Regions from separate parts of the Mus musculus genome. Here all the other regions are linked to region 3. Evidence: chromatin loops called from intact Hi-C (ENCODE). Cell type or tissue: gastrocnemius. All regions are shown on one strand.

What was found. Peaks named below come from ENCODE experiments on the same cell type or tissue, not always from the same donor. Only the 100,000 strongest peaks of a DNase experiment are listed, where the experiment ranks them.
Region 1: it touches region 3 in a loop (2.9-fold over the local background); 35 of 42 quality-filtered maps call a loop at or near these places.
Region 2: a loop joins it to region 3, with 12 times the contacts of the local background. A loop is called at or near these places in 41 of 42 quality-filtered maps.
Region 4: it touches region 3 in a loop (2.4-fold over the local background); 35 of 42 quality-filtered maps call a loop at or near these places.

The regions. Positions count from the first base shown.
Region 1 is chr5:105,490,797-105,498,796 of GRCm38, reverse strand. Gm42141 (a long non-coding RNA gene) reads right to left here and starts at 3,375. Exons shown (of 2, transcript XR_880506.1): 1 at 3,143-3,375; 2 at 1,868-2,541. In gastrocnemius, CTCF peaks have their summits at 3,486, 5,694 (motif pointing left) and 7,194 (motif pointing right); DNase peaks (open chromatin) are centred at 3,456, 5,824, 6,636 and 7,205; H3K4me3 peaks cover 910 bases; H3K27ac peaks cover 1,309 bases.
Region 2 is chr5:105,651,521-105,659,520 of GRCm38, reverse strand. It overlaps Gm32276 (a long non-coding RNA gene), which reads right to left. Exons shown (of 5, transcript XR_389458.3): 2 at 3,182-3,305; 3 at 2,746-2,852; 4 at 1,720-1,879. Among named protein-coding and RNA genes, the nearest start is that of Gm32276, 4.2 kb to the right of the region's middle. In gastrocnemius, a CTCF peak has its summit at 4,630 (motif pointing right); DNase peaks (open chromatin) are centred at 3,990 and 4,643; H3K4me3 peaks cover 591 bases; H3K27ac peaks cover 1,062 bases.
Region 3 is chr5:105,401,294-105,409,293 of GRCm38, reverse strand. It overlaps Gm26519 (predicted gene, 26519), which reads right to left. Exons shown (of 3, transcript NR_166586.1): 1 at 7,667-8,000; 2 at 7,189-7,477; 3 at 2,326-3,900. Among named protein-coding and RNA genes, the nearest start is that of Gm32051, 4.1 kb to the left of the region's middle. In gastrocnemius, a CTCF peak has its summit at 4,141 (motif pointing left); a DNase peak (open chromatin) is centred at 4,132.
Region 4 is chr5:105,479,537-105,487,536 of GRCm38, reverse strand. It overlaps Lrrc8b (leucine rich repeat containing 8 family, member B), which reads right to left. Exons shown (of 5, transcript NM_001033550.3): 4 at 5,609-7,770; 5 at 1-1,734. The coding sequence starts at 7,747. The coding sequence ends at 1,462. Among named protein-coding and RNA genes, the nearest start is that of Gm42141, 12 kb to the left of the region's middle. In gastrocnemius, no CTCF peak of the experiment used is centred here; DNase peaks (open chromatin) are centred at 2,455 and 3,122.

The DNA.
Region 1 (8,000 bases), 90 kb before region 3:
AGAAGGCTGGCCAGGAGAAGGCCAGGAGAAGGCCATTTCACTTGGGGGGATCCTTTTCAGGGTCACAGCATCAACTATGATGTCATTGACAAAACTGCTGCCTTTGTCTTCAAGAAAATAAGAACAATGGCTGTTGACACCTGACTCTGAGCAAGAGAGGGGCAGCTGGCTTTTGATTTCTTTAGCTCACAGCTGTGGCTTGCCTGCTGTGAGGTCTGGTATTTAAAGGGCTTCCTAAGCATTTCACATTTAAAGAGAAAGGAAAGCTGCAGCACTGGATGTACAATATAAAAAGCAAGCTGAGCGTGGTGGGCAAGACTTCAATCCCAGCAATTAGGTAGTAGGGGCAGGTGGATCTCTTTGAGGTTGAGGCCAGCCGAGCTACAAATGAGTTCCAAGCGACTACGGCTACATAGTGAGGCTCTGTCTCAAAAAATTATGTATACATCCAAATGTTCTATTACTGTTGTTTGTTGTTGCTGTTGTTGTTGTTGTTGTTATTGATAGAAAGTGGTACTCTTGACATTTGTTTCTGACTCTCCAGGGGCTGGGAAGTAAGTACAAGCTCAAGGCGCTAGAAATTCACCCGAGTTAGCATTTCAACAGGAATTTCCAGAGAACTCACAGGGTCCATAACGGAAAGGAAACACGGGACTCATAACAGAAAGGCCAGCTGATGATGCGGCCGATGATGCTTTCCTAGAATTTAGCACTGGCCAAGGAAATTCAGGTGATTATCTTCCTTGAGCCTCAATGGTGAGCTGAACTGCTAAGCGTGTGACTCTTCTAGCATCCCACACTAAGTGACAGCCCAGGGATGCACAGCCTGGGCTTCTGATCCCCAATCTTAGGTTCTTGTATTTCCACCTCTCCTATTAGCAGCAGAAACATCAAAAGAGGAATACGAGTCCTTAGTGCTGGCCTTCTAGAGAAGGTGACTGTTAGGGAAGATGCCAGAATCTTCTCTGTTTTACATCTCTAAGAATTATCACAGTTAAATAACTATTTGACTACATAGATGTTACATGGTATCTTAAACATTTGACTAGTGTTTGGTTGACTTTGGAGCCTATGTTCTCATTAAACTGCTCAGCTAACGTGGCCTTTGGGGGTGCTCTTTGGAAAATGATATGCAGGGTGGGAAAGATCCTGTTTGGCATTTATTGGGATTTTATTCCCCTCCCTCCCACACCCCAAAAAGGATTTCTTGTCCTTTACAAGAATTAGTGTCCTTCACAGCACTCAAGTTAAAGTCCTGTTTTTCAGGTCCTGCAGACGGAGGACAGATGTTTCTTTAGGCTTGAAAAGGTCCACTCCGTTTGGCTGACTCAGGAAAGATTGTATCTCGTTCTGAAGGTTGCAGAGAAATGGCATCGGGCAGATCATTTCAAACAAGAGCCAAATCAAAGGAGTTATCGCAGAGTGGATGATGTTTAAACCCAAGAGAGTAGGATGTTATTGGATGCATGGCTGGGAACTCTGCACTTCAAAGTTCAGTTTGGACCTGGACTCTTTCAGATGTCTCCTGCCCTGCTGAAACTGTCTGATTGACAGCTATGCGGGTAAGGCAGGGCGAGAAGTCAAGTTGGGCCAGGCTGGGAGCTTCGGCAACATTGAGAACTGCATGGATCATGGAGTGCAAGTGGGAACTTGGCCGTCTCAGGCAAGGAGAGACTATTCAGATAAATAGAAACTTGCAGTGAGCCCAGAAAAATTCCACTGGATTGTGTGGGCATATTTGAAACACTCACTCTCACTATGGAAACACGATCATGCCTGGAAGAACATCTCTCAGCTTTAGGGGTCAGAATGGCAACTTATGAGAAGGCTCCTTAGGGAACATGCACAGATTCACTGTTACTATGTGTAAATGTTCATGTATGTGTACGATGTATGCGCATGGGCATGCTTGCTACAGCTTGCATGCAGAGGTTACAGGAAAACTTTGTGACGCTGGTTCTCCTTTCAGCTTTACATGAGTTTCAGGGGCCAAACTCAGGTCACCAGGCTTGTGTGCCCCCTCGGGTAGCAAGTGCCTTACCCTTTGAGCTGTCTTCACAGTTCAGCCTATTCCCACGTTAGGAAGTCCACTGTTAGGCTACGGAGCATCATAGTGTTGCAATGCCAGGATTTACAGACATCTGTTCAGACACCAGATTCTTTTTTACTTCTTAGCCACGTTCCCTCAGAGCTGGGTGGTGCATTTTCATGAGGACAGGAGCCCAGCTGCCCCCATTGTCCCTCACCGAGGCCTCACTACCTACAGAAGCACTTGAGTGGCAGCAGTAGGCACTCAATACTTGTAGGAGAGCGTTTACATCTCCAAAAGAGGCTGAGATAGAAAGTTTCAAGAATAATTGTTGGGAAAGGACTCTAACTCCACGTCACCGCAGAGTCAAGTGCCTCCCAGGCTTCCTGTTTCTTTCTGGGTTGCTTAAAGGATCCTTCAAGGAAGCAAGGGCTCATTTTGACTCACAGTTTCAGGGGCTGGTCATCAAGGCAACAGGTCGTCATGGCAACAGGTCATCATGGCAGCAGGCACTTGAAGCAGTGGTCCACAGTCATGAGGAAGAAAGCCATGAATACTCATGTTCAGCTCATTTTCTTCTTTCAGAGTCATGGATTTCAGCCCATGGATTAGTACCCCCACCCCCAGAATTGAATCTCCCCACATCAATTAGCCTAATCAAGGGTATTCCCCATGGGCATGCCCAGAGGTCCATCTCCCAGGTTATTCTAGATCTTCTTAAGTTTACAGTGATTTTTAACCATTACTAGAACACAGCTCTATTGAAGACAGAGGGCTTACCTTTTTCTAGGTCTAGTGAAGTCTAGAGGACAGAGGACAGGCACTGCAGGAAGTCCTCTGCATAGCAGAAAGCCTGGTGGTGTAGAGCTCCCTCTAAGAACCAGACAGGGGAGGGTATGCCCTTTGTCTAGGTAGAAGCTAACCCTCTGTGGCACACCCAGACTACAGTTGCCTTGCCACAGGGCCAATTTGATACTTATGCCCAGAGCTCGAAAATAAAACCCCAGGAACTTTGAGCTCCAAGGATCTGCCCCTGGGCGGACTCTGGGCTGGATGACAGCCATTTTTCACCTTCCATATTAAAGACAGAGAGGGCAGAGCAGTTCTGTTCACCTGCACAAGCCAAGCACTTCCTGAAAACTGTCTCTTCAGTATCACGCCGCCTGTCAGCTCTGCTCCAGTCTGTTTTAAATAGTCTGTCTTTATTGCGTGCCTGGCTTTCCGATGGGGATGTCCTGCTGAGCAGTCTTTTAAGGTGATTCTCCACTCCCTCACTTCCGAGGTTTCGAGTTCTTCAGTGAAAAGTTGTGGTCGTGTCAGGAAAGTGAATCATGTCAAAGGGGGGGGGGGCGGGGCGGGGAGGAAGAAATGAGTGACATGCAAGCGCTAAAGAAAGTCACTCAGGCGTAGCCTTCGCTTGATCATCGACACGCCCACTCCCCCAGCGGGTAGTTTAGGCAACAGCAGCTCCACAGGCTCACTAGGTCACAGTCAGATCCGTCTCCCTCCAATCTCCTCTCACTCAAAGAAGCATGTCACTTTTCTCAAGGCCCATCCAGTCGTTGGCCCATTCTGATTATGTGATACAATACCCAGGCCGTTCAGCTCATTTCCGGCTTTGCAAGAACCTAAAATCCTCTCTGTTAAATCCTCCTTTAAGATGAGGGAACGGAAGGAAAAGGGCTGACTTTCTCTCTCTCTCTCTCTCTCTCTCTCTCTCTCTCTCTCTTCCTTCCTCTTTCTTTCGTTCATTCTTTCTCTCTCTCTTCTTCTTCCTCTCTCTTTCTTTCATTCAGGTATTTTATTTATTTACATTTCAAATGTTATCCCCTTTCCTGGTTTCCCCTCCGAAACCCCCGTATCCCATCACCCCTCCCCTTGCTCATCAACCCACCCACTCCCCCTTCCCTGTCCTGGCACCCCCGCCTCCCCTTGCTCACCAACCCACCTTCCCTGTCCTGGCAAGGGCCGCTTTCTTTATCTTCCAGCAAGAAAAGAGTTTGTGTGACTGAGGACTGCGGTCCCTGGGTGTGAGCAAACCTTGGAGACGTCTGAGATACTTGATATGTGGTGGCCTCACATGCTACATGCCTCAAGCAATTTGAAGAACACAGGGAAAACCAAGAGATCAAGGAAGGCCACTGGAGGCTGCAGGGCTGTGGGGCCGAGGGTGTGAGAGCTTGGGTCCCCCTTTCTCTGTGCTTAACAGTGTAGTCAGCCAGAGGCAAAGCTAGGGCCACAGCTTCTAATCTGGAACACAGAATGAATTCAATACGCTCAGCGAAACTCATCCCTTCTTCTCCTCCTCCTCAGGCTCCAAGGAGCTAAGTCGACAGCAGAGGGTGGTGTAGCAGAACTGTGTGAGGAATTCATTTTGCAAGTCTGAGATGCCTGCCAGCCAGCATTTTCCTACAATAAGTCAGTTTGCAGGGACTAAATCTGCAACTTCGTCCCCAATAAAACAGAAACTGGGAGCTTCCTTAGCAACTGGAAGCAAGACCACAGTGTTAACAACTCTTCAATAGACAGGGGCCCTAGGCTACACAGCCCAGTGGAACTCACCATTCCTCTGAGAGCAGGAATATGCAAAGCTTTAGGTTAAGCCTCCAAAATAAAAGCTATGTATGCTTCAGCATATGCAGTTTTAAAACAGTCATTTGGATGACATACTTATACCAAAATGTGTTTAAAATTTGTGTGTATACTGGCATGTACTTGCATACCAAGTATTTTCCAGAACATTCATGTATAACCTTCATATTAGAAAGGGCATTACAGTGCTCAAACCCCCAAAACTTCTTAGAGGTGTGACCTTGGCAGTGTTAGAGTATATAAAAGGTATTGATTTGGTGGAAAATTTGGTCTCTAGCTTAAAACCCAGCTGTGCTATTGACTTTCTGTATAATCTAACATACAGTCCAATATGGCACTCACTTTGCTGGGATGAATTTTTCACCTGTTAAATGGAATTCCTGCCTACTTACACTTTAAGCATCAGCGGCGTTCATGATGCTCCTGGGAGATGCCCTGGATATTCTCAGTGATGGTAGCCACTGCAGATGCCTTTGAGAGCTGGGTTGCTTATGAGTGAAGTGGGGACAGGTCCTAAGTCAGCAATGCCCCAGGCACAGGAAGGTGTGTTTGTAACTGAAAGGGGTGCAGCTTGTTGGGGAACACGCTGGGCCTGGTGAGGCAGGAAATGTGGCTGCTGATCTGGGCTCTTCCAGACACAAGGCTTTGGCTAAGTGCATGCTTGTCAGTTGTACTCAGCGTGTGCGTGTGTCTGTGTGTCTGTGTGTCTGTGTGTGCAACACTGCTTCTTCCATCGGCAGGAGGATTGTGATCTCGCTCAAACCTCTGACCTTCTCTTGGGAATCTCTCTATGGTGCTTTCTTGGTGGCGAGTTCTATATCTGCAGAGCTAGATTAAAGGGTAACTCACCGTCTCAGAAGACAGAAACTAGAGTATAGAATTGGAAGAAACATGGAGCTTTCCCCTTGCACAGAGCAGCTGCCCACAAAAGGCTCAGCCCACTGTGAAAAGACTACTTTGATTGGCAACTTCTGGCTTTCACAGGCTCTGAGGCCTCTATGCACTATGGCCATACCTAAGATGGGCAAACAAACACCTCCTTTCACACAGGTGGCATCTGATACCCCCTGGTGGTGCAGTTGAGTAACTCTGGGAGAGAAGCCTTTCTATTTTGCTCTTAAACACCTGCGAGGCTTTTCAAGAGCGAAATCGCCTTTTAATTAGTGGCCTGCTAACTCCTGTTGAGAAGGAAGCCTTTGTGGCCAAGAACGAGGCACCGTGTGCCAGGCCAAGCCGAACTAGACGTTAGCACTTTTGGACAGTTGCCTAGGGTTGCTAATCTGCAAAAGGGCTGAATGTCATTAGAATAATTGGGGATATGGGGCCAGTTAACTCCAGCTTTCAACTGCAGTTCTGTAGGTTAACAGATTAAAAAAAAAGGAAATTGGCTCGGATCCCATTCCAAATACTGAGTAAACTCTATTCTTTCAGATTTTAAAGTGTGGCAGGAAACTACCTTCCAGGAAGAGAGGCTGGTGAAAATATTAATCTTGCTAAGATAAAGCAATGTGTCCTCTTTGGACCAGTGTCTACTTAATGTTCTTGTAGATGGGATTCAGGCATGGGTCAAGATATGTAAGCTTGGAACACGGGCTGGGTGAGGCTGATCAGTGGTGGGTGTCCAGGGGAAGAGAGATGTTATTGGAAGGAATGGGATCTGGGAAGGGAGGTGGCTGGGACAAGAAGGTGAAGTGCTTGGAGGAGAGGTGTCCCCACGGGCAAGAGGTTGTCTCAACAGTTGGGAGTGGAGGACACAAAGCTCAGCTGGGAGATTTCTTTCCCCCTAGACCTCCAAATCCCCACTGGCTTCTTGGTTCCTACTGCAGAATCATATTTGAGAGGGCAGTGGACATCAAAGCCTGTGAATTTTATTCGGAGTAAACCAGTTTCCCCACCTCTTTACCAAATCTATGCTGGCTATTCAAACCATGTCTCTTTTCCTCTTCTTTTAACTGGGCATCCAATTCTTCACGACCGGGGGCTCACACCTAGTCTTGTCCCAGTGCCAGGAAGCACCGTGTGGCACATTCTTTATGCATCTCACATGAGATGGAGTGATTGAGTCTGAGGCCAGGGCAAGGGAAACTAAATTGGTTTAAGGTCCACACCAGGCACAAGAGAGTGGACTCCCAAAGCAGTCTTTCTTTGGTTCAGGCTGTTTTATAACCTTGTAGGCTATTTTACATGTGTGGTGTTGGGGCCCTTATTCCGGGGGTGAGAAGCTTGGCTGAGAGAATTGTACATATTGTCAAATCATAGGGAAACATTTCCCCTGTGCTCACAGATGCCCCTTTAACTGACAACTTCCGGACGAGAAATTACCAGGAGGGTTTAGAATGTGGGGCAATGGAGTGCTGGCGAGAAGTTTGTCAGTAAAGTGTAGTGAGGGAGTGGGGAGGCCTGGGAGATTTGGGGTTCAAGGGAAGTGGGGAGTCTGTTTTCTCTGTTAGGTCAGGTAATATGAATAACATGTTCCCCCCCAGTGAAGAACCTGGAGCTACACTGACTATGCAGAGAGCTTCCAACATGCTCTCATCTCAGCAGCAGAGGGAGGTAGAGAGTAAAAAATGAAATGGTGTGTGTGGACCCCTCTGATGGGCACCGCCACAAGGCTGCATGACTGAAGCATTAACTGAGAGTCTCGGCACAGTGCAGGGTTGTGTGTCAGAAGACAGAAAAGCTTGTTAGGCAAGGGTTGAGGAGACAGCACAGGGTCGAGGGGGACTAAATTCTTAAATAGTTCACACTGAAAATGGCTATTCTTCTGATCCTTTTTTGGCTTGCGGCTACTTGGGAGGACCAGGGACTAGGGGCCACCAAGTGGGAACAGATTCGAGGGAAGAAAGCAAAAACTGAACAAGTGCTGCAGCCCCAGAGCAGCCCACACTGCCTCCCTTCCTCCATCAAGCCCCTCACCACATTCGTGAGGTGAGGTTAGACCAAAAAGGCAAACCCTGCCCTGAAGAAAGCCCAGGAACTACAGGCTTTCGTGGGCCGCTGCAGGCTTTCGTGGGCTGCTGCAGGCTTTCGTGGGCCGCTGTAGGCTTTCGTGGGCCGCTGCAGGCTTTCGTGGGCTGCTGCAGGCTTTCGTGGGCTGCTGGCCTTGATTCACCTACGCACTTCCCAGAAGGCTGGGGAAGCCTGTGGCAACTGTGACTGCTGTTCTAAACTGTTTTCCATTCCTACAGACCTAGAGGAGCCTACAGGCCAGAGGCAGTCTACAATCCAGACCAGTTTCCTTTGTACTCTGTTTCAAGATTCCCAAGATTCATTCCCACAGAGTGAGCCCCGGTGCCCACTGGGGCTCTGGTATGTGTGGATGCTCTTGTGTAACAGAGTGAGCAAAGGGTTGTGCTTGTGTTTTTGTGTTCACGTGTGT
Region 2 (8,000 bases), 250 kb before region 3:
GCTGCATTCCACATCTTCTTTCCCTGGACCAGGGATGGAGAGGTATCATCTTGGAGCAGCCTATGTAAATTTGATATGGGTGAGATTTTGACGGCTGCCTTTTCTTGAGTAAGCTCCCCTTACTCCAAGCCCTCCGGCAGGCCAGATGCAAAACACCAGGGACTAAAGAACCCTTGGGGATAACTCAACTGCCACTGTACAGGGCCACTCCTCAGAGCCCCCAAGCTTTCTTGCCCCAGGGTGCCACATTCAGAAAGATCTGAGCTAACCTGATTATGCTCAGCTCCTGCCAACAAAGGTCATAGTCCAGGCTTAATAAAAAAAGACAAGGAAAATGTAAGTGGAGTCCAAATGAAGTATAATTCTATTTCCTTTTTATCTAAGCAACTTAGGAGGACAAAGGGTATGGGATCTGCTGAGAGCAAGCTGAGTCTCTTGATAAATCACAGTGGCTCTTAGGGCGTCGATGAAACTGGGTTACTGAAAGGGAGGTGTAGGAGCATGGAGTCCTCGTGCTCACAGTTAAGCACCAAAGGAAACAAGAATGTTAAACACACACGGAGGTTCTTTCTAAGGCAGGGATGCATAACCTCTTTATCTGCACAGAAGGCTGGGAGCAGAGATGGTTGACAGCCCGGCCACCTTTGCAGTATTCGTGTGTCAAGACCACACTGGAGCCTCCCCCAGACCCCTATCATGCGCCTGTCAATCTATAGAAGCCGTCTTTATGGAAGACGTCATATCTACTTCATAAAGAGCTTCAATGTAGTCACATCTCAAACTTTATTGTGCATACAGAATTAGTTACTGTGAGGAAGATTTTCACCAAATTGTGCCCTGCTTAAGTGTGCCTGAAATAAGCTACTCAGGGGGAGACTCCTGAAGTTTGAATGAACTCCAGCTACTGAGTTGTGTTGATCTTACTACCTTCTTGCCTCCCACATCACTTTGTGGGCCATGGTGGACCGAGACCCCCGCAGGGAAGTAGGACACTCAGAGGGAATAACAAGTCTCCAAGTACTACAATTCTGATGCAACCACGTCTTTAATTCTTCATCATCTACTCTTTGTCCCCAACATTGTCAACAATACAAATCGGCCAGCTTTCCAGACTTCAAGTAAAAAGCACTGGGCTCTCACTGAGCTGGACCAGCAGGTCAAGTGACATTTCAATACATGTGTCTGTACCACAGGCACTAATCAAATCAGAGCTGTTCCTCTTTCTGTCATTGTTGCTTTGTGTTCGAAGCCAACAAACATCTCCCTTCTAGTGACTTTTATGGACTATGGCAGCAGTTACTGTGGGGACACCTATTCTATTGTTTTGTAGAACAGAACAATTTATTACTTCTGTCCGTATTTTGGTGTCCATGAGCCATCCTCCCTCTCCCCCTCTCTCCTTGGGTCTTACATCTTGTTCTTGTGGTCAAAACATGATTGTCACAGTCTGAGGGCAGAGAAGGGGACAGCTGGAAGGTAAGTACAGCATTGTCCTTTTGCTTAAGAGCAGAAAACACTTTTTTGATTAAACAATAGATACTCATTTCTTGACAGTGTGGAAGCTGGAGACTGCAAGGCCAAGATGTTGACAAGACTCTTTCCTTCCATCACCTTAGTCTGTTATGTTCTCCATTTCTCACGACAGTAATGTCCTTGCTACTGGTTTATCATAGTAGATACAACAGAGGGCACAGTTAAGGCATGTAGAAAGCAAGTCACCTGAGAGGAAGAACACGAGACGTCAGGAGCCTGAAACCTCCATTTGGGCTACGGCTCAGAAGTGAAGAATCCTCCCGCCAACTGTTTCCCATCAGTGTTCCTTGTCAAGTCTCACTGGCCCCAAACCAGGGACACAAACAGCCTTAGCCACCAGGAGGAACTGGAAAGTGAACAAAGGGGCAGGAGAGTGGGAGAGTACCTTTACTGACTTCAGTTGAGCTGGCTACACACACACACACACACACACACACACACACACACACACTTCTATACACACATACATACATATATATTCATATATTCACATTTACACATATATGTACAAATACATATAATATATATGAAGTTAGTACAGGAGAAAGAAAGAAGAACTATTGGGAGATTTCCAAAAGCAAAAGCAATTAGAACTTTAGGGTTGACTATCAGCAAAACTATCCTTTTGCCTCGCAACTCTTAGACTGACCTAAATCGAGACTATATATAGTACAAAGTACTCTTTATTCAGCTAATGCGCTGTGCTGGGAACTACTGTTGGGTGTTAGATATATGTTATCTGTGCTTCTCTTACAGTCTGGCAAGATGGCTGCCAGAATCATTATGTTCAGAGAGATTTAGGTTATTTCCCATTAGGGAATGGTGGGGAGGTCTATTCTGATTTCTGTCATTAAAGTCTTACTTTTCTTGAATTTTAAATAAATTAAATCATACATACTGACTTCCCTCACTGACTATTAGGCCCTCAATCCATTCATCAGTAATAGGAATTATTCATTCTTTATTGCTGGAGAGTCTCCAGTTGTTATTTCGATAAAGTACTCCGATTTATTATGTTTTATAATAGATTGGTATTTAGGGTGTTTCCACTTTGGAGATACGAATAAAACCTCTCTTAACATTGTTATAAGTTTGGTATAGAAGCATATGCCTATAATTCCAGGCTGAGGCAGGAGGATTGCAAATTTAAGGACATCCTGAGCTGCAGAGCAAGACCCTGCCTCAAAAGCAAAACCAGCCAAAACCTCATACTCTTGTATGTGTGAGCTGGTGGACACAGGTGCTCTCTTCTGTCAGATTTGCTTGTAGAACTGGAGTGGGCCACATTTGGCATCAGAAGATGAACTCTTAAAGATTTCCTAAGCAATGGTACAAAGTTATAAATTCAATCAGCAATTTGTGAGACAGTGTCTGCCAGTGCATATCTGTGTGCGCATGTGCTTGTATGTGCATCTGCATGTGTATGCATGTAATTTTAAAAGATATTTGGTGTATTGCAGAGGGAAAAGTTGATCAACTTCACAATATTGAAAGTGCGTTTACATTTAACTTATAGCTTAAGTTTTAAAGACTTTGTGAACAATGTAGCATAATCACATTCTTAAAAATGCACCCCTTGACCTTGCACCCAGATACCATTCCAATTGGAGACTCTCAGATGTGGTGATATAATTTAAGGATGGATTACCTATATTGCTGGTAGATTTTTGTGGTATATGAGACAGTTCCTATGATAACCACAAGGCTTTCTTTTCTTTCAGTGATGATGTAAAAATCGGACAATCAAAGATCCTTAGATGGTTCCTGGAGACCTGTTTCAAGGGTTGAGAACTCATATAATGAAATGTATTAATATAATGAAAAGTCTCAGTCATTTATAAATTATATTAAGGTAGTGCTATATTATAGTCATGAGTCACCATGTGGGTGCTTGGAATTGATCTCGGGACTTCTGGAAGAGCAACCAGTGTTCGTAACTGTTCAGCCATCTCTCTAATCCTCCCTCCCCCCCAATTTGATAGATTTTATTAGATAAAGATAATAAACACAGTTCTGATGTCTTTTGAGTATACAGTCTAGCTGTGCAGAGGAAAAAAAGGCCAAATAATATAAGGAGCTATTCCAGTAATACATAAATATGTTAGTTTAATTTTTAAAAAGATTGCATGCACAAGAAAACAACACATATGTGTTTTTAAGGTTATGGCTTTATAAGGTTTATGGTTTTAAAGTTATAAAGGTTAGCCTGGCATAGATGCCCCAGCCCTTCTAAGTCAGTCCCTAAGCAGAAGAGGAAATAATAAGAAAAAGATGTCAGAGAGCAGGGAGAGGTCACTTCAGGCCAATTCAGTGTCAATCGCCAAAAGGCACAGATAGAAGATGCAAGGTCTAGGGCAGACCTGTGAACAAACCAGCCAGAGTGCTGGAAGCCACAGCTGTCAGTCAGAGTCAGAGGGAACTGGCAAGCCCTGCTAAATCAGACACCTGGCGGTCCTCAGTCTCCATGACAACGTTGGGAGCAAGCTAAGAATTCAAAACCTTTTCTAGTTGCATGTCTATTAGATTGTGGGTGGGATTCTAACCCACACAGCCCAACTCTAGCACTGGAAAGGAAGTTCTAGGAGGGTTTGCACAGGGCTTGGAAGCTGGGTGGACCGGAAGTTTCCTGTCTTTCACTGTGTGCGCGAGTGCTAGAATACCTGAGCGTCTACACCTTAGCGTCAGTGGTCCAGCTGGCATAGCCTTGTGTGAGCTGTACTGCTCAGTCTGCCCAGGGTCAGTGACGTGGCTTTCAGTAGGCCACCCTCCAAGCGCTCCAATTTTTGTAGATCATGGCTCTACACAACTTGGGAGATTGGGAGGACATTCTTAACTAGAGGCCACCAAAAATCAGACTTTGAAGGAAGACAAATCCGGCCCGAGGTGTAGGGTTCGTTATCCAGAAACGCTGGAGGAGAAAACCTAGGAGGTAGAGATTGCAGCGTTGTGTGGCAAGGCAGAGCATGGGGTGACAAGGGGGCTGTGCAGATCTGGGAGTGACTTGGTGCCAAAAAAGTCCAGACAGATGGAGAGAGATCAGTCAGGCCTAGAAAAGATGGTTATTGTTTCCTTGCTGTTGCCATATCGCTCGTGGCCACTAGAGGGCTTCCCCGCCTCATCTGGAATCCACACCTCAGCTAAGGTTTCCCAACCGTGCTGCGTTCCAAATCTAAGCCAGGCTGGCCCGTGGGCCCCTTGCTTAACCCAAGCTGGGATTCTGAACCAATGAAATTTGGGGTGCCTCTCACTGGAGTGACAACGAGGCTGGGAACCAGGAGTCAGATGCAGGGGTGACAGAATATGTGGCAGGGTCCACAGTGGCCTGGGGCAGCAGGATAAAGGGAAAGGTAGCTGCCTTCCAAATACCAGCAGGGGCCAGTAAGCAAGGCTTGAGGGAGGCAGAGGTTCTAGAAATCGCTGGAATCCTTTCCCTGCGAGGTGGGCTGTTCGACCTCTCTGGTCGTTGATCATAAGAAACCCTTTCTTTCTCCGGTTTGCTAGCATGGAGGAGCTGGGCTGAACGGCCCGGGACAGCAGACCACAGCCCATTGAGCAATGATCTCTGGGGCTGTTTGTGCAATGTGTGTGGTGTGCTTGGGGGGGCATGCTACAGACACAAAAATTCTAAGACCCAGGCTGTGGGGTGAGAGGGTCATCTCTCAGCCATTTCCTTGGGCAGAGAAGTTCACCATAAAAGTCTAGGTATGAAGTTGTCATTCCCCCTAAAGATGTAGGGTATGGCCTTTGTCTCATGTTCTCCAGCACCTTTGTCTCCTTAAAAAGATTTATTTTTATTTATATGTGTTAATATGTGCATGTGTGTGGAGTGCCTGTGGAGGTATCAGATCCTCTGGAACTGGAGATATAGAACTGTGAGCTGCCTGATGTGGATGCTGGGAACTTAACCCTGAAGTAGCAGCAAGTATTACTTCTTAACATTGGAGCCATCTCTCTGTTCCCTCTCTGACCCAATCCTCCAGCATCTCTTTTGGCCCAGCCTTGATCTTAGTGGACAGACCTTCCACAGTAGAGAGCTGCCTGCTGCCTGCTTCACCTGTCCCCGGGCAATTTCTCTTTCTATCTCTGTCTGGATGTTGTCCATATCTCTCAGAGGTTAGATCATGCTCTCTTATTCGGCTGTATCCAGTTTGGCCCTGTTTCTGTCTGCTGCTCATACTGGAAGTCGGATGGTGGTTCCAGTGGCTACATGAATGATTTAGGGATCGGCAGGAAGGAGATTTGTGTGTGCATTTATATATGTTGGCTGGGCGGGGGTGGGGTGGGGTGGGGGGAGTGTGTGTCCTGCTTCTCTGAGGGCTCAACTCACATATACTCAAAGACATTGGTTAAACTGAAGAATGAATGTCCCAGATGCCAAATCTATGCCCACCCTAAAAGCACAGGGCTTGTCATGGGCTTATACCAGTTGCTATGAGCACGTCCATTGAACACACACTCTTATTGGAGCACAAATATGCAAACTCTTTAGAATATATGTTTTCATTTTCCTTTTTAATTGAGATGTTTCTGTAAGAGCAGTTCTCAAGGACTTAGGTACTCATTTAAGTTGGAGGCATTTCACTGCGTGTACACCTAGTATACAAGATGGCAGCTGTTCCTTAGACACAACTGTTCATAGTACATCAGGCTGGTTCCTGGTCTTCGTTTCCACCTTCTTTTGCCATCTCGTGACACTTGTGATCTAAGGCTGGATCTCTCTCTCTCTCTCTCTCTCTCTCTCTCTCTCTCTCTCTCTCTCTCTCTCCTTCCCTCCCTTGTCCAAGTTCTCCCTACATAGTCTGCAAAGTTTTGAACTCACTGTGTTGCCTAGACTGGTCTTGAGCTCTCTGTAATCCTCCTGCTTCAGCCTCTTGGGTGCTAGGGTTACAGGCCTAGGTCAGCAAGCTCAGTTCAAGCAGTTTGCTCTGGTCCCATCCAGGCACATTACGTTAGAATTCCTGGGCAGGACACAGGAGTTCTTGTATCCCACCCTTGCTCATGATCCCAAGCCAAGTGGTCCCTAGAGCATCAAGGAAGGTAGGGTGCTGGGGTGGCCTTGGGTTCTTGACTTAATCTACTGGCTGTGATGGGGTTCCACAAGTGGGCTTACAAATGGCTGACATAGAGTTCTCAGTGTTCCAGAGGCTGGGAACTCTAAGACTGGGTGCCAGCAGGTTTGGTGTGTGATGAGGGCCCACTGCCTGGGATTCTACAATGCATTCTCACTGAGCTCTCTGGAGTCCATCTCCCAGTCCTTAGTGATTCTCGCTCCATGTTCTATGGGCGGATCCTGGTCATATCATTGCTTCTGGGTTTAGGGTTCCAATGTACAATTTCGAGGGAACAAATAAATTTTTTTCTCTCTCTAAAATGTTGAGTTTTAAGAGTTCTCTGTGTATTCCAGACATAAGGCCTCTGTCAGACATCATTTGTAAATGTTTCTACCACTCTGTAATTTGTCTTTTTGATCCCTTTTACAGGATTTTTTTCCCCACAAAGCAAATATTTCTAATTTTGATGAGGCCCAGTGTATAAATTTTTCCATTTATGGGTTGTGCTTTTTGTCTTGAGTTTCAGAATTCTTCTCCTAGACCCTCATTCTTTTTTTTTTTTTTTTTTTTTTTTTTCTGGCGACTTGTTCCTTTTTAGCAGTTTCACAGTCCCAGAATTCTGTTTCAGTCCAGGATCCATTCTGACTCTGGTGTGTAAGGTGGGAGGCTCAGAGTGAGCGGCTCCAAGCTGTTGAAAGGCAGCCTTTCACCCATTGGCTCACATTCACTCTTTAGTCAACACTCAGAGGGACTTCGTGGGTCTACATCAGAATACGTGGTCATTCCCAGCGTATCCAATGGGTCATCCACTATGTAACTTGGGCTGGCTGTACCTCCCTTCCCGAGTGCTAGGATCACTGACGTGTGCACTCCCTACATATTTCTAGGTTCTGGGCTCTGTTCTAGTCATCTTGCCTGCTCTCCACTCCGCGCACACTGTCTTGATGCTGTGGCTACATATAAATGTCAACATTGAGAAGTGTGATTCTAGTTTTCTCCCTGCCCCCACTCCAAATTGGCTGTTTCTACGGCTGCTTCCTTTCCACATAAATCTGTCTAACCCCGCACAGAAACCTGTTGAGATTTTGACAGGAGTTGCTTCAGTCCGGGTCAGTTTTAAGAAAGGACTGTTTGTTTTCGCCCAGCCCCGGAGCCTGACCCTAGGATACACGGTCCCGTCCAGCCAACACAAACACCTTTCTGGTGCAGGAGAGACTCCACGTGGACCAGCTTTGGCAGTGTAGACCAGCCTGTGAGCTCTGTTCTGCTTACAGCCCTGCAATCCGAGGAGATTCAAGCCCACATCGGCTTCTAAAGGGCTGGTGGAAGCTTCCTGGGACTCAGAAGGTGTCTTAAGGGAAAGGACACTGACGGCTCAGAACAATGCCGTGAAACCCAGAGATTCCGTTCAGTAAA
Region 3 (8,000 bases):
ATCCCAACGAGGCCACACCTTCTAATAGTCACACTTCCCGTTGGCCAAGCATATTCAAACCACCAGAACTGATAAGCGTTTCGACTAACTAAACTTCTAAACACTTTCACAGCACTGTTTTCTTGGGCCTTAGCTTCTGAATCCTGAATATTTAATTGCCTGCTTATTTTTCTATTAATTTATTTCCATATGCTTTTTATGTCTACTCATCATGCCCTCTGAGTTTTTATGTCTGCAGAGAATGAAAGTAGGGCCTTGGGTTAAAGTTGCCAGGAATTATAGTGCACACCCATAATTCCAGCACTCCAGGAGCAGAGGCAGGCAGATCTCTGTGAGTTTGGGGCCAGCCTGGTCTATATAGTGAGACCATGTAACAAACAAAACAACTAAAAAAAGAGCTTGACGTTTTCAGAACTTAAAAGTGTGTGAGAATAGACGTAAGATATAAAGTCCTCTCACCGTTACTTACAAGTGTTAAACCATTCAACAAAAACATGTCTCAGGAGCACTCAGTGTGACCTTGGTGCGTTTTTGACAAAGGTGGAACAATACAGATGTCCTTTACCTCATTATAAACTTGAGGGGTAGTTGGACCTACATCATTAGGGGAGAGAATGGTTGGAAAGAGGAAAATGGCCCGGTTTGGTGGCCATGTCAATTTCTGGCACTCGGGACATAGAAGCAGGAGGCTTCATTGAAGCTGGAGGCTAGTCTGATCTGTGTAAAAGGGATTTTAAGGAGAGGAAGGGTGACAGCAAGTGAGGTGGGAGACGTGCAAGAGCTCCTCAGGGCTTGTAGCTGCTTGCAGCTAGGGCAGATGGACAACTTCTTGGAAGCCGATGACCACTGAGTGATTCAGTTGTGGAAGCTGGGAGTGTGCCCCAGGAAAGGCAGCTGCAGACCATGTTCTACCGCTCCCAGACGGCTGCTGGGGCTGCTCTGAAGAAGATGGCCTCTCACATCAGCCAATAAATAAATAGATGAAATAAATAAAATTAAACTCACAGGTACCACAATGAGAACAGCCAGAGAAACTGACATTAAAGAAGGTGACAAGGACAGTGTGGGAGAAACTGAAGTGACACCTACAAATAAATGATGGGGCCATGGATGGGACCTACCCTGGCCTGGACCCTCTGACTCAGACTTCTATTTACAAGAAAGTATAATAGAACTTTTGGAACTTTTTCCGTAGAATCAATGAATGGGATAGGGAATGGTTTGGGTTGTGAGTTCTGAGACACAGGGGCTGTCTTGGGGAGCTCTAGACCTCTGTCCTGGTAACCTTGCTCCCCTCACCTTGCCTCCATGGGAAGGAAAGTCTTAGGGCCTTGCTTCTGGGGCTGATGGGACTTATTACGTCATAGCTCCTTGAACCTTAAGGATCCACATGAGCCATGAGACTAGGTTTCCTAGCACAGTGCTTCCGAGATGCAGTGGCTGTGAAGATGGGGGATGAGGGTCGCTGTGGGTGGCAGGGACATTTGTGGGTAGGATCAGAATCCCATACCAGTGGGTCAGAGTGGGGTTGGGAGGCGGGCTGGATCAGAAACAGCGAGATAAACATGTAGTTAGAAGAGAAAGTTGAAGATGTAAACAGATGTAGCTGAGGGACCTTCCTAATGTCCCTGCCCCGGCCTCCTACCCAGCAACTCTTACTCTGCCCAATGCTTGCATCCTCCTGGGAGTGCTCCCATCTTGAGCATGGGGTGCTCCCATCTTGAGCATGGAGTGACCAAGATGGGAGCATGCCCAAGCATTTGAAGGCCTTGACTAAGGGTGAAATTAGGAAAGTGGAGCAGTTTTCAGCCCAGGGATGAAGCTTGAGACCTTTGATGATGTAATTAATGCCTTCCTATTTAATCCATGACTGCACCTTGGAATCAGCCTTCTGAGAACCACCAGTGAGAGTGGTTCAGCAAGATAGCGGTTCTCTTAGAGTCAGGGGCTTTGGATGGACAGACGGTAGTTGTGCTCTGAGAGTTATTGTAAGCTTGAAATAAGCTCTGTGTGTGTGTGTGTGTGTGTGTGTGTGTGTGTGTGTGTGTGAGAGAGAGAGAGAGAGAGAGAGGGAGGGAGAGGGAGAGGGAGGGAGAGAACCGTTTTGAGAAATCGAAATCTGATGGTGCATTAAAGAATTTAGAACTCCAGCTGAAGCCTGCTGAAACCTGTTTCCAGAGCCACCCCCCCCCGCCCCCTGCACCGTGCACCGACAGGTTTTTAGAAGCTGTCAGAGGTCTCAGTGCAGGTGGAGAAGTCACAAGCAGCTTGATTACAAAGCAAAATGGGGGACGATCATAGGGAGAGATGAAAACAGATATGTGGGTGGTAGAAATTTCACAATTTTATATTTATTGTTGGGTGAAGTTGATTATGAGATGTGAAAGTCTTGCATCTAATTTACTTATCAATGTAATAAGCGGACACAACAGTTTGTTCTTCGGGTTACAGGAGGGAAAAAAATAAAACAACCCCAAGCAAGCAATTTCTGTTCTAAAATACCCAAACCACTCAAATAAGTAACGGTTGCCACGTCTCTGGTTGGTGTATCTAAGAGTATAGGATCTATTAACACTCTCCAGCTGAGGCACTTCAACCTCCTGCAGCTCAGGGATGGTTCAGAGGCCTGTGAGGTGGGCAGATGAGTGAGTGCTTCGTAACTGCAGATCGCTGACATCCTCTGGAGGAATGATGTGCAAGTGTGTTTCAGGAGACTGGAAACCACAGCAGTCACATGGGTGCATATGTCTCAAAATTAGTGTTTTGTTCCCAGGAAGCAATAAATGAATGAGTGAATGAATGAATGAAATGAGATTTGAGACTGGGGACCCATACCCCTGTCTTGTATATTCTGGGGTCACTCTAGTACTTTAGCCTCCAGTTCTGCCCTCATGAGCTGTCATAGTTTAACTTGTGAGAGTTCCAAATGAACACACATAAGAGATTGGGGTCTGCAGACTGGAGAGATGGTTCAGTGATTAGAGCGTGTCTCCCAGAGGACCCCGGTTCAGCTCCCAGCAGCCATGCTGAGTGGCTCACAGCCACCCATACCCAACTTTAGTCCCCCAGCACAGACACATAATTAAAACAAAAGAATAGATCTTAAAAACAAAGACTAAGGTTCCGAAGGGAAAAAGAGAAGGGGGGCTAATTAGTGATGATAAAGTAGAGACATTTACTGTGAGCTAGAAATTGTATTTACTACAGCGTTACTATGTATGGAATGACTCTTTGATCTTATCTCTTTCCAACCTAGCAGTCATGTGACTTTGAAGCGCCATATTATCTTCAGCTTTCTTTATTGACATGAGAATTGGACTCAGAATCCCAATCTGGAGGTTTAGGCACAATTCAAAATGCCACTTGGACTCTGAAGCAAAGTTGCTACTCTGGGCTTTGGCTAATGAGCTCATTGGTTCTTGTCAGGTTTCTTGTATCTAGATACAGATACAGGTGTCCTGTATCTAAGTTTACCTCTTTTTTTAAAAATTAATTTATTTATTATATAAATGAGTAACACCAGAAGAGGGCATTGGATCTCATTATAGATGGTAGTGAGCCACCATGTGGTTGCTGGGAATTGAACTCAGGACTTTTGGAAGAGCAGCCAGTGCCATCTCTCCAGCCCTAAGTTTACCTCTTAAAGAATAAATTTTGTGGAGGATTAAACAAAGCGTGTGTGTTACTAGGGAAATTCTAGGTATGTGCTGAATCCTGGGTTAGCATCAACTGTGATTGTGTTCTTGACTAAGTCTGGCCTTATACATACAGGTAGAGGGTGTAGCTAGGTATCTCCAAAGCTCCTCTGATCCGACTGCTATCAAACAAGGAGGGCTGGTTCTTCATATGCATTGAGGCTGGAGACAGGGAGACACCTCCCTTGAGCCTGGGTGCTGTCTTCTGTCAGTGAAGAGGAGACAAGGTAAAGACCTTTGTTAGACTATAAACTCCTTAAGTGTTTCCTTGTCCCCTAATGTCGTGTCTGGGAGCAGTGGACGGCCAGTAAACTGATAAAGAAAGTATCAAAAATGCCACTTTACCAGTTGTGTGGTAGCGGGCCTCAACTGCTTTCTTAACCTTTTTAAGCTTTGAAATGCGTAACATAAAATATGTGTAAGGCTTTGGCGCTCTCTGGTGGACAGAGTTATACCGCAGGAGTCCTTGGGTTTGCTTTTCAGACTCTAGATTCTGACTTGTGTTCAGTATTTTAGGAGCGAGTTGTGTCAAATAGACACATTGCACTATGTTGCCAGTGTGGATGTGGTTCCTTGTCATGACAGAAAGTGGTTCATATGCCAGGGGTCATTGCTTTGTCTCGTATTACTGTCCTTTGTCCAAAATGTTTGCTTCTAAAAATTTGTAGAGTGGGTTCCTTCATTATTCTTCATAATAGTGCAGTACCTAGATGTGAATGTGAAGGCTGAAAAGGCTAGGCTAAAAAAAAGAGAATAGGAAACACTGCAGATCCTCTACTGAGGAGTTGTATCTAGAGTGGAAAAAGGTTGGAGCAGGAAGATTCTTCAGTCTGAAAAGGTGCTTGCTGTTAAGTCTGACAACCTGAGTCCAAACCTGGAAGCTATATACTAGGAGAAAACAAACTACTGCAGCTGTACTGTGACCGCCCCGTGAACACACACGCACGCGCACACACACACACACACACACACACTTTAAAAAAATCCAAGTGTTGAGGCATTTGTATGCCACAGAAGCATTGGAAAGTGTTGGTTTGAATCATTAACCAGAACCCCACTATTCAAAAGCAAAAGTTACCATACTCAGACCCAGAAACCTAAGCGAGCTGGCAGGTTAGTAACTCCAGCTACAAAGTAACCCAGTTTGGCCTGTGAATGCTGTGAGAATTGTAGTTAAGACATCTGGAAGGCCTTGGACACGCTTTCTAACGTTTCCTCTGCTTTCTCAATGAGAATCAAAGAACGACAGTGTGATTGGAGGCGTTGTTGATTGCTTGGAGTTCACACTGTGCTTTGTCCCGTTACAATGTATTTTGTCAGATAGCATTCAATCTTTGTTTCTGGGGTTGCAGAGGAAGTGACTGGATCAGTAAAATAGATTCAGAAACCACAGCTGGATGAGGACAGAAACCATAGCTGGCACTGAGAGTTGGTACCCAGTCCTGGTGGACCCTGAGGATGTTCAGTGTCCACCATACCCCGCTAACCTTGAAGCTTACTGTTGTCGCTGTTATTATGACTGTCTGAGGTTGTAAGTAGAGTCTCACCTACACTTTGTGCGTACCAGCTTTTAGTATTTGTGTATGGTTTTTCTAAATGTATTCCATTGACAGTAGGTTTTATCCTTGGTGGCTTCTTGCTCTTCAATGCCCAAAGAACTCCAGATAGTCAGCTCTCAGCAGAATGATCAGACTCCCTGTGTTTTATCTTATTTGTTCTTTTGCTATCTACCGGGGTTCTAAACTCAGTTTCCTCACTTCAGAAAGTATCACTGAAAATCACTCAATAGTTGATAAAGTCAACAAATAGCCTTGAAAACCCAGTTAACATCTACTATCTCCTAGGTGGAGTATAAGCTTATATGACAAGTGGTAGCACATATTCTCCAACCCCCCACATACACATGTGCATACAAATGCACGTGCGCGCGCGCACGCACACACACACACACACGTGCATACACACAAGCACACCCTTACAAACATGCACAGAAATATATGTCCACACAGAGACTCACACAAACAAGTATGCATACACACAAGCACACACAGAAAAATATGCACACATATAGGGACATGACACATGTCTACACACAAATGCACACAATATGCACACAGATGTACACTCATGCATGTCGTGCATACATATATACATACACACACACATACACATGAGTATGCATATGTGCATACATAGGTACACATATACATCATCGTATGTCCCAGGAAGCTGTCCCTTGAAAGTGAAAATGGAATGGCCTTATAGCTCTGAATAAGTGAAATTCATTTTAGTTTTGTTAGTACTTATCTTTCATATGACAGATGATATGAAGCACTTCTTTTCCAAGCCCATTGGCATTGATAAATAGATACATAATTATTGGCTTAGAAAGAAGCGAAGATATCACCAACCACCCCCTTTAGGGGAATTATTTATATGAGAGCTAGAAACCAAGAATTATAGAATAGAGTTAATACTGATTATTTAGTTCATGCAAGGGCAATTCATAGAATGCTTTCTAATTATAAACTATTTAAGTATACATATTTATGTGTGTTGGGGGTGCCAGTGCATTCACATGGGTGTCAGTGGATAACCTGCAGGGAGTTGGTCCCTCTACTCCTTCATGTGGGTCACAGGGACCAAACTCGGGTCATCAGGCTGACCTTCACCCACTGAGCCCTCTAACTGGCCTAATAAATAGATTTAAACATTGAATTTGTGCATTAACTTAGAGCTAAGACAGTCACCATCACATCTACCAAGAGTTATCTAAATGGGACACTTCAGGGGTCATCTGTTTTGACTGAGTGCTAAATTTGGGTCATTTTTTTCTTTTTGGTAGTGTTATCATTTGGGTGGGGAACGTCCGCCGTGGGCTCATGTGTTTGAACTCTGTTCCTCTAGTGGTGGCACTGGTCCAGATGGTTATGGAACCGTTCGGAACCATGACTTGAGGCAGGTCGGCCATTGTTCTTTACTAGATAGCAGAGTCCTATTTCCTGTCTGTTCTCTCTTTGCTGACTATAAAAGCAATTTTCATATGTGTGTCTATGTGTATGTGTGTATATGTGTGTGCATATGTGTTTGTGTGTGTGGTGCATGTGTAGGTATGATGTGCACATATGTGTTTGTGTGTATATGTATGTGTGTGGTATGTATGTGTGTGTGGTGTGTGTGCATGTGTTTGTGTGTATGTATATGTGATTATATATACATATATATATACATATACATATATATATATATACATATATATATATAGTGTGTGTGTGTGTGTGTGTGTGTGTGTGGTGTGTGTATGTGTGTGTGTGCGTGCACTTGCACACATTTCTTGGAGCCTGTGTGGAGGTCAGAGGTCTTTTAGTTGTTTCTCTTCTACTTGTTGATGTGAGCTGCTCAAAGTGACTCCATTTTATTCTAGTTTCGGCTAACTTCTGGCTGAAAAGCTTCCCAGTGCCCTCCCACTCCCCAACCCCCCCCCCCCACTAACCACATCCTGGTGGCAGAACGGTCTCATGCAGTCACACCTGCAGCTTCCGGTCTCATGCAGTCACACCTGCAGCTTCCGGTCTCATGCAGTCACACCTGCAGCTTCCGGTCTCATGCAGTCACACCTGCAGCTTCCGGTCTCATGCAGTCACACCTGCAGCTTCCGGTCTCATGCAGTCACACCTGCAGCTTCCGGTCTCATGCAGTCACACCTGCAGCTTCCGGTCTCATGCAGTCACACCTGCAGCTTCCGGTCTCATGCAGTCACACCTGCAGCTTCCGGAGGTCCACTGTTTTACAACACAAAACCAATTTGTTTTAATCAGATGAACTGAAACTTTCAAAACTTCTGCCCCCCACCCCCGGCCCACACCTGGGGTGATGTGATTGTGGGGTTTGGCTTAATAAACCCTACTCTGCTTCTGAGAGTCCTGTCTGTCTTGAGCCCACTGTTTTGAACAAAGGACTCTTAATCTGACCTGCAATGAGTGGTGTTCTCCTGGGTCTTCGGGGCACAGCAGAGGAAGGTCTCTGTTTCAGTTCCTTCTATGTTGCTGTCATCAAAAGCAGGATCAAAAGCAAATTGGGGAGAAAGCTTATTTTAGTTCATAGGTTCATTATCTTGGAAGGCAGGGCAGGAACCTGGAGGCAGGAACTGAGGCAGAAACCACAGAGGAGTGCTGCTTACTGACCTGCTCAGCCTGATTTCTAATAGAACCTTGGACCACCGCTAAGGAGTGGCAGCATCCGCTGTGGCCCCTATCCCATTAACAGTCAAGAGGATGCCTCATGGGCTTGCTCAGAGGGCAGCCA
Region 4 (8,000 bases), 78 kb before region 3:
ACAACATGCCACAGTTCTGTGTTTAGAAGACTCCTTAGAAGTGTTTTCCAGTTTTTTTTTTAGATGCAGTTAATGGATTATTTGACAGCTATGTCTAAAAAGAGGTGGTTTCATAATGCCTAGACTTATGAGAGAAAAACATGCTACAATGTCCACTTCCCCAGTGTAAGTCAATCTATTTTATTTATTCAACAATACGCATGATTAAAAAAAAGGGCCAAACACAAAGCTCTTTGTCAGGAGGAACATGACGTATTCCAGGGGTCACAAGGCAGCCTATGAGATAGATGTCAGTTTCATGGGCTCAGTTAGATTCTGAATAGATGGCTTCTATCATAGTCATATTGAGAGATCATGCAGATTGGGGGGGGGCTACATCTAACAGAGTATTTTCCAATCAATTTTCCAATCTAGATCTTGCCCTCTCCCCTTGGTGGTAGTTTTTAAGTAATTGAGGGGTTGTACCCGTACTCTTGGACAACAGCAAGGAGAGGTAGGTGATTCAGCGGCCCTCCTGTCCTCTCATGAGGAAACCCTCAAAGATGTTAGGGAGCAAAACACAAGGCTTTTTGTCATCCAAATTGGTTGCAGTAATTAGTTGCAAGAGTACAAAAATTTTTGGAGCAGAATGCATACAAACATGAGAATCATAATCAGCCCAAACTAAGAATCATTAAATTCTTACAGAGATGCACATGTTCACTGCTTACAAAAAGGTGTTCTCGTAGATGTAGCATCTGAGATCATACAGTAGAAAATATTTTATATTTCATATAAAAAACTTCAACATATTTAAAACCGGCTTTGATGATAGACCAGAAGACATTTTGAGAATGCATTAATTTTTAGGGTGCTCAGAAGATCACATGTCCTAGAACCCCTGGCTCCTGTTCTAGGCAAACGCCAAACGTAAGCACTTTCCCAGGACTATCAGAGAAGCCTGGATGAGGATTCCAGCAAAATGAGAAAGGAGCAGAGAAGACAGCCAAGATGGAATTCTGCCCAGCGTGATGCATGCTGCTCAAAAAAAAGAAACAATATAAATCAAAGCCAGTGGTGAGCATACAACAAGGAGATTTATACCGACGAGTCTTCATGGAGTTAAATATCAGACTACAAGGTTCTATGAAAACATGTATGCAAATAAGTAAAGGGTTGGGGTGGGGGTGGGGACAGGGTTCTGAAGATAAGATGTGAAAGGTAAGGTTTCTGTAACGACACGCCCCTCAATCCACCTTCAATGCATACTTTTTACATCTCAATAATTTAAACATCAGTTATTCACAAAACTCCGGTGTGGATATTTAACTGCTTGATTTGGACACTGGGTTATTTGGTAATATTTTTGGTTATGGCGTGTCAGAGTCACCGGCCATCTCTCATCTTGATAACTTAGGAAAGTTCATCCTCCTATCCCGGGGCCTCTTTAGAACTGCTTTTGCCTCGAGTCTGAACCTCAGGTTAACATTTATCTAAGCAGGTCTGCAAGCGTTCTGCCACGGGAAGCGGGAGGGAATTGAGCAAACTGTCCTCGACAATCAGACAGCTCCGTTTCAGAGACTGACACCCTTCCAGCTCCACAGGCAGTGTCTCCAGGTAGTTACCAGTGAGTTCCAGGTGGGTGAGGTTTGACAGCTCCCCCACCAGAGGGGACAAATCTGTTAGGCTATTTCTTCCCAGGAGTAGACACTGAAGCTTCTTGCATTGGAACAGCCCGTCTGGTAGCATCTCAATCTACAAGGAGAAAGGAAGTGGGTGAAACCAGTTTTGACTGGCTCTAGCAGCACATTCACGTACTTGCATCCTGTTCCCTTTCTTCAGAACATGGCTGCAGTTCCACAGGGAAGGCATAACATTGCTTGTAAATTTAATGGAGTAGTGGCCTTTGCCTCTATGAACATCCACGCTCTCCTGAGTGAGGACGGACATAAGATTTGGTTGCGAACACTCCTAATGTGATCCTTAGAGAGAAAGCACTTATAGATGAAAGAAAACAAGCCAGTAACCAGGAGAATCATAATTACTGAGTCCTGGATCAGAAATAAATTACTCCCCCGAGTCCTCATAAAGAACTTATAATCAATCAATGAGCAATGCCTAGAGCCCCCAAGGGCAGGCAAGGCTACGTCCTAAACTGCTTTTCTTAGAAAATGAAACAAACAAACAAACAAAACGTATTTTCAGTAGTCAATAGGAGCAGAGATGAAGAAGGAAAAGGTAATGTGTACGTGCACACGCTACCTCTACACTCCACAGACACGCTTCTGACCGACCGTCTGCCCTTCTTCCTGTTCCCTCACATCTATGATAGGATTCATGTATCACTGTGAGATCATGTCAAACACGGTAAATAACCCGCAAACTGGGTCAACGTGACAGCAGCTCGCTCCCTGAATGCTCCCTGACACGATGAACCGGACATCTGCGTGTGCAGTGGAATGGATTCGCTGTGCGGAGACTGCCAAGGAAGCTGCTGCGATCATCCCATCCCACAGCTCACTGCCCCACCGAAGCCTTGGGGTGGAGGAGCAGGCTATAAAGCTCATCTACATTGGTGTATGACAATGTGGGACTGTGAGCTCTTTGCTTCAGGAAGCAGTGTTGTTGTGTATGGATGAAGGGGCACTGAGCCATCCTCTGATGGCCTAATGCAAACCCACTGAGCTGGCTGTGAGGGGACAGAGTTCTCCTCAAAAGGACGCTTTTCATGTAAACTCAAAATCTCAAGAACAGCATTGAAAATGCTCATTCCGTTCAAAACTCCCCTCTTCTACATCTTCCCTCCCCCCTCAGCCCTACTTACTGTTGAAGACAAATCTGAAGTTCATGATGCTGTGCCTAACATCCATACTGATCACCACTACACACTGAGATAAGACACGAGCAAAGGGAGAGCTGTATGCTTACTGCATTTCTTCTCAGGCACAGATGTAACTGTTACCTGTGTGGACTCAGTACTGAAGGAGGCAGGCGGAGTAGAAAGGCACAAGCCAGCTGCTTTGAGAGCTACTCCTGCCAGAGCTCCTTGGAGCGCAGAGTTGGGTCCTGCTTAGACACGCTCAGCTGGGACTTGGGAGACATGCTAACAACAGGGAAGGCTTGGTTCCCTGGCACCCAGTCAACATGAACTGAATGGCTTCTGTGGGTGCCAGCTGCCCGGGTATGGGGGGTAAAGCGCTGAGCACCACACAGGGCTCTCAGCCATTTTGTCTGAGGCAGCTTGCATGGAGACAGCCTCTGAACTGCGGACATTTTGGGTGGGACAGTTCTGACTGTGGGGCCATAATGTTTAGCAGCTTTCCTTGTGTCTAGGGAGCAACACTTTTCTCCCTGGTTTAACAACCCCAAATTATCCTCAGCCAATGTCTGTTGAAGTAGCAGAATCCCCTCCAGTCTGGAGAAGTACCTCACACCAAGGATGAGTGTGTCCCAGGTGGCAAGGAGAGCATACCAGCATGCGCTGCATCCGGGAATCTCATCGTCCTCTTCTTCCTCCAACTCCCTTTGGCCCCCAATTGTGTAAGGACTTATTTTCCCTAGGTGCTCATCCTGAGTGACTGACAGCACCACTCTGCCTGTGCCTCTAGATTCCAAATCTTCTCCCACAGCTCTGAATTTGTGGTGTGTGTGGCTGCTGTGGGCCCTCAGGAGAGGAGAGGGATGGCATAAGGAAGTGCACAGCCTCTGGAGCTGGGACAATGCCAGAGGCCACCGGGCCCTCTGACTCTGCACCAGGGTCACTGAGGTGTCATCTAAGGAACTCAGTCAAGGTCAGTGCCCAGCTGAGGTGCACGGTGCTGGTGCTAACTTACCTATTCTAACTCCAAGTTCCTAAGTGAGGAAGGAGCTCTGTTAGGAAGTAAAGCCTTTCCTCCAACTAAGTAATTCTATCCTGAGCTAACCTATTTGTCCTGTAAGTAAGTGCTATCTTACTCATAGTACAATACTTACTTGTGCACCCATTATGAATGCCTACTTTATAATTTCCATGAATATTTCAAGGTTAGACAGTACTTTGATATTTGCATCTCCACCTGAAAAATGAACCCTCCCACCTTTCATTAACATCCATCCCACTGAGTGGCTGAAAACCAGTCTGGACAGGTTCCGCCCCAAGTCAGCACCTTCTTCACATCAAATGCATATAACCTTTTAATTTGTAAAAAAAAATATGAAGTATATGTGTGTGTATATGCATGTGTGTGCATATCAGCAGAGTGTTGTCATGCACATATTTGAACACAAATGTTGAAGAATATTCTCTCTGCCTCCCTACAACTTCCCACTGCCAGGCTAAACTAAATTCTTTTTACAACAATATACTTTTTAAAAAGTTACTATTTTTTTCCCAATTCCTTGCACACACTGTTTGTTGATGAAAGTCTCTTCTGCTATCTTCATCTCTCACCTCTTCTCCCTCCTTCTAAACAACGATCTATCATCTGTCTGTCTATCTATCTATCTATCTATCTATCTATCTATCTATCTATCTATCTACTGTGTGTATTTATGGGGGTGGGTGTATGTGAGCCATACTATTGCTGTGGTCAGAGGACAACTTGTAAGACACTTCTTTTTCTTCTTCCCCCCATGAAGACCCTGGGACTCACACTCTGGTTGCCAGGCACGGTGGAAAGTACCCTTCCCTGCTGAGCCTTCCTGACACCTATCTTTTGTGACCCACTGCCTTTGATTAGAGTTTATTGTGTGCACAGACATGGGGTTTGGTGGGGGACCACAGGGGAACCACCTTCCTGAAGTGTCCTCCTCGATGGTCACCCCATCCCTCTGCGCCCTAAAGGGAGTGTTCCCGACCCACTTACAGGTGTCATGTTCGCCCCAGGGTGCTTAGTGATCAGTCTGCTCGGGTTTCAGAGAAGAGACACGCAAGGCTATAACATTCTACTTTGGCCTATTAGAAAGCTAAGACTTTCCTAAGCTGTAATGCATCCATCCTCCTTTGTGCGTGATAACACTTTCAGATGTGGTCAAGAAGTCATGGTCTCAATTTACCTAATCATGCCCCACAAAGCATAACAGCTATTTAGTACCTACAACTTTTTAATTTGTAAAAAAAAATATGAAGTATGTGTGTGTGTGTGTGTGTGTGTGCATATCAGCAGAGTGTTGTCATGCAATGCATATTTTAACAGGCTTTTCAGGTAACTCTCATGTATACCACTAGTCAGAATTACTCCTACTGGTGAAATAAAAAATTTACCCAAAGTTTTCTAGTTTATCAAATTTTCTAAAATTTGGTAGTTTTCTACTTACCTAAAGCATTCTAAATACACAAGATCTTCTCAAACAAAAGTCAAGCTCTACTACCACTAATGAATGAGTTTAAATACTTTAGCAGTGATATGTGTGCAGGAAATGGGGGAAGAGGATAAACAGAACACCGGTCGAGCCTCTGTTTGTTCACAGATACCTGTGAGATGAGAATCTGATGCTCAGGACTTCGGTAATTTATCACGATCACAGGGGAAGAGGCTCAGCTGGGATAAGGCTTAGGACGGACGCCCGTCCACCAATTTCCCTGTGTTACATACCTCAAGCTCAGCACAGCCTCATAGTGGCTGACAAAAGGAAGAGCAGATGTACTCACGTTATTGTTGGTCACAGCAAAGTACTGCAGATTGGTCAGGTACTGGATTTCCTCGGGAATGAAGGTCAGATGGTTATAGCTTAGATCCAAGTAGTGTAGTTTGGTGCATAGAAAAAGCTGCAGAGGGAGACTCTCGATGTTGTTGTGACCCAGGAAGAGCTGCTCCAGGTTAGACAGCGCTCCGATCTGCGCGGGGATGTAAGCGATGTTATTGTGCCAGAGCTTCAGGCAGGAGAGGCTCGGGAGGTGCTGGAAGCTGATGATCTCCTCTACGGTCTTGAGGTTGTTCTCCTTCAGGTCCAGCTCGTGCAGGTTGTTCAGGCTGAAAATGGAGTGGGGGATGCGCTCCAGGTCGCAGCTGAGCAGCTCCAGGCTTTTCAGATTGACCATCTTCTTCAGGTTGTTCAGCACAACCAGTTTGCTTCCCTCATTATCAAGGGACAGCTTCTGCAGGGAGGGCAGCAGGTCTGTCACCACCTGAGGGATCCGCGACAGGCTGCTCTTCAAGTAGAGGGTCCTCAGGTTCTTCAAGTCCTGGAAGCCCTCCAGGTGCAAGCTGCTCAGCTGCTCCGGGAGAACGCAGCCCGACAGGTACAGCTCCTTGAGGTTCTTCAGGTGGAACACCCAGCGTGGGATCTTCCCCATCTCGGTAAATTTCAGGCGGAGGATTCTTAAGTTCTCCTCTAGAAAGGCCAGGGCGGGGTGGTCGACCACCAGGGACGAATGGTACACGTGGAGCTCCCTGAGGTTGACGAGCTGAGCGACGGCAGCCGGCAGCTTGACTTCCGGGATCAGCTCCAGGCTCAGCACTTCCATCTCCGTCAGCTCAAAGACGTTATCCGGGAGACCGTTGAGCATGAAGAGATGCAGCTCGACCTTGTCCTGCGAGTTTTTCACGAGCTTGCTCTTCAGTCTCTCCACGGTCCACTCGTTGTTGAGGTTGATCTGTTTCAGTTTGTTCTCGCTGACCTCCGACAGGAAGATGGAGAAGCGCTTAGAGTACAGGGGGTCGTACTGGTCGGCCAGGTGGAGGATGAAGGCAAAGTCGTTCTTGACATCGGGGATGTCGCTGTAGTTGCTTTTCTCCCTGAGAGCCTCAAAGGAGTACTGCTTCAAGGAACTCCTCAGCATCCACCACAGGCTGTAGGAGGACGTGAGGCCGTAAAGCATCACCAGAATGACGTAAAAGGAAGCTAGGACCTTGAAGATTTCTGCCAAGGAGTAGACACACTGGTAGCGCTTATAGCCTGTAAATGCCTGCACGTCGATCGAACAGTCGATTTCAAGAGTTATGTAGCTGAGAAAGTAGGGGACGTAGGTTATAATAAGGACAAACAGGATGACTTTAACGATTATCTGCTTCAGGTACACCCGGTAGATGATATCCCTCTGCTCCACGTGCAGGCGGAACCTCTTCACTTTTTCAAAGATGGCCTTGGCTTGTTCGCCCTCCTTCTTGTCCAGGACGCTAGAAGTTGGGCTTTCTATGCCAGGCGACTCCAAGCCTGGCTGTGGGTAGGGCAATGACTGCTTGCTGGCGTCGATGTCGGCGGAGCCCCCTGAGGTTGAGAGCAAGGTTTTGGACTTGGAGAGCTTCAGGGGCCTCACTGACTGTTCCGCCACTGTCTCTGACAGGGCGCGTGTGGTCCACGGAGAGTCGAAGCACTTGTGGAGGATGGACACAAAGTGTTCCAGCCTCGAGCTGGTGCTGGGGTAGTGAAGCCAGAAGTTGCTGCAGGCTGCGAAGATGAGGGTGTGCAGAAGCACCAGATAGGGGAAAAACTTGGCGAACCAATGGAGCTGTTTCTCGTAGCAGACAGCATCGATGTAGGAGTACTGCTGCCGGTGGAGGTCGTTCTGGATCCGGAGTGGCAGCGGGAGCAGCAGGCCCGAGTTAGAAGATGCGTTCTCGCTGCCTTTCAGGAGGTCCCAAGGCACAGCGCACTGATTGTCAAATTCCACCTTGCAGGGAAGACAGCAGAGAACCCTGCTCTGGGTGAGCTGCAGGGCTCCGGCCAGCACAGCCACCAACAGCATGATGAGGGTGATGTAATACCAGAAGACATCCCACCACGGCTTCAGTATGTGGTAGGATGACTGGGCGTCCGCTAAGCATTTTAACTCTGTTAGTGTAATCATGACTCCCTTGTAGAGAGGAGAGGCTGGAGGAGGAAAGAGAAGAGACGTTGCTGAAGCCATTTGGCATGCCGTTGTGATTGTGTTTGTATATGGAGGTAGAGCCTCGTGTAGCTCAGCCTGGCTTCACTGTGAGGTTGATGCATTCCCCTAAGCTCCCCACCTTCCAGTTGCTGGGACTACGCTGTATGCACAACCACAAAGGGCCAGAGTGCATGCATTTAATGAGAATGCTTGTACACACTTTATTCTATCT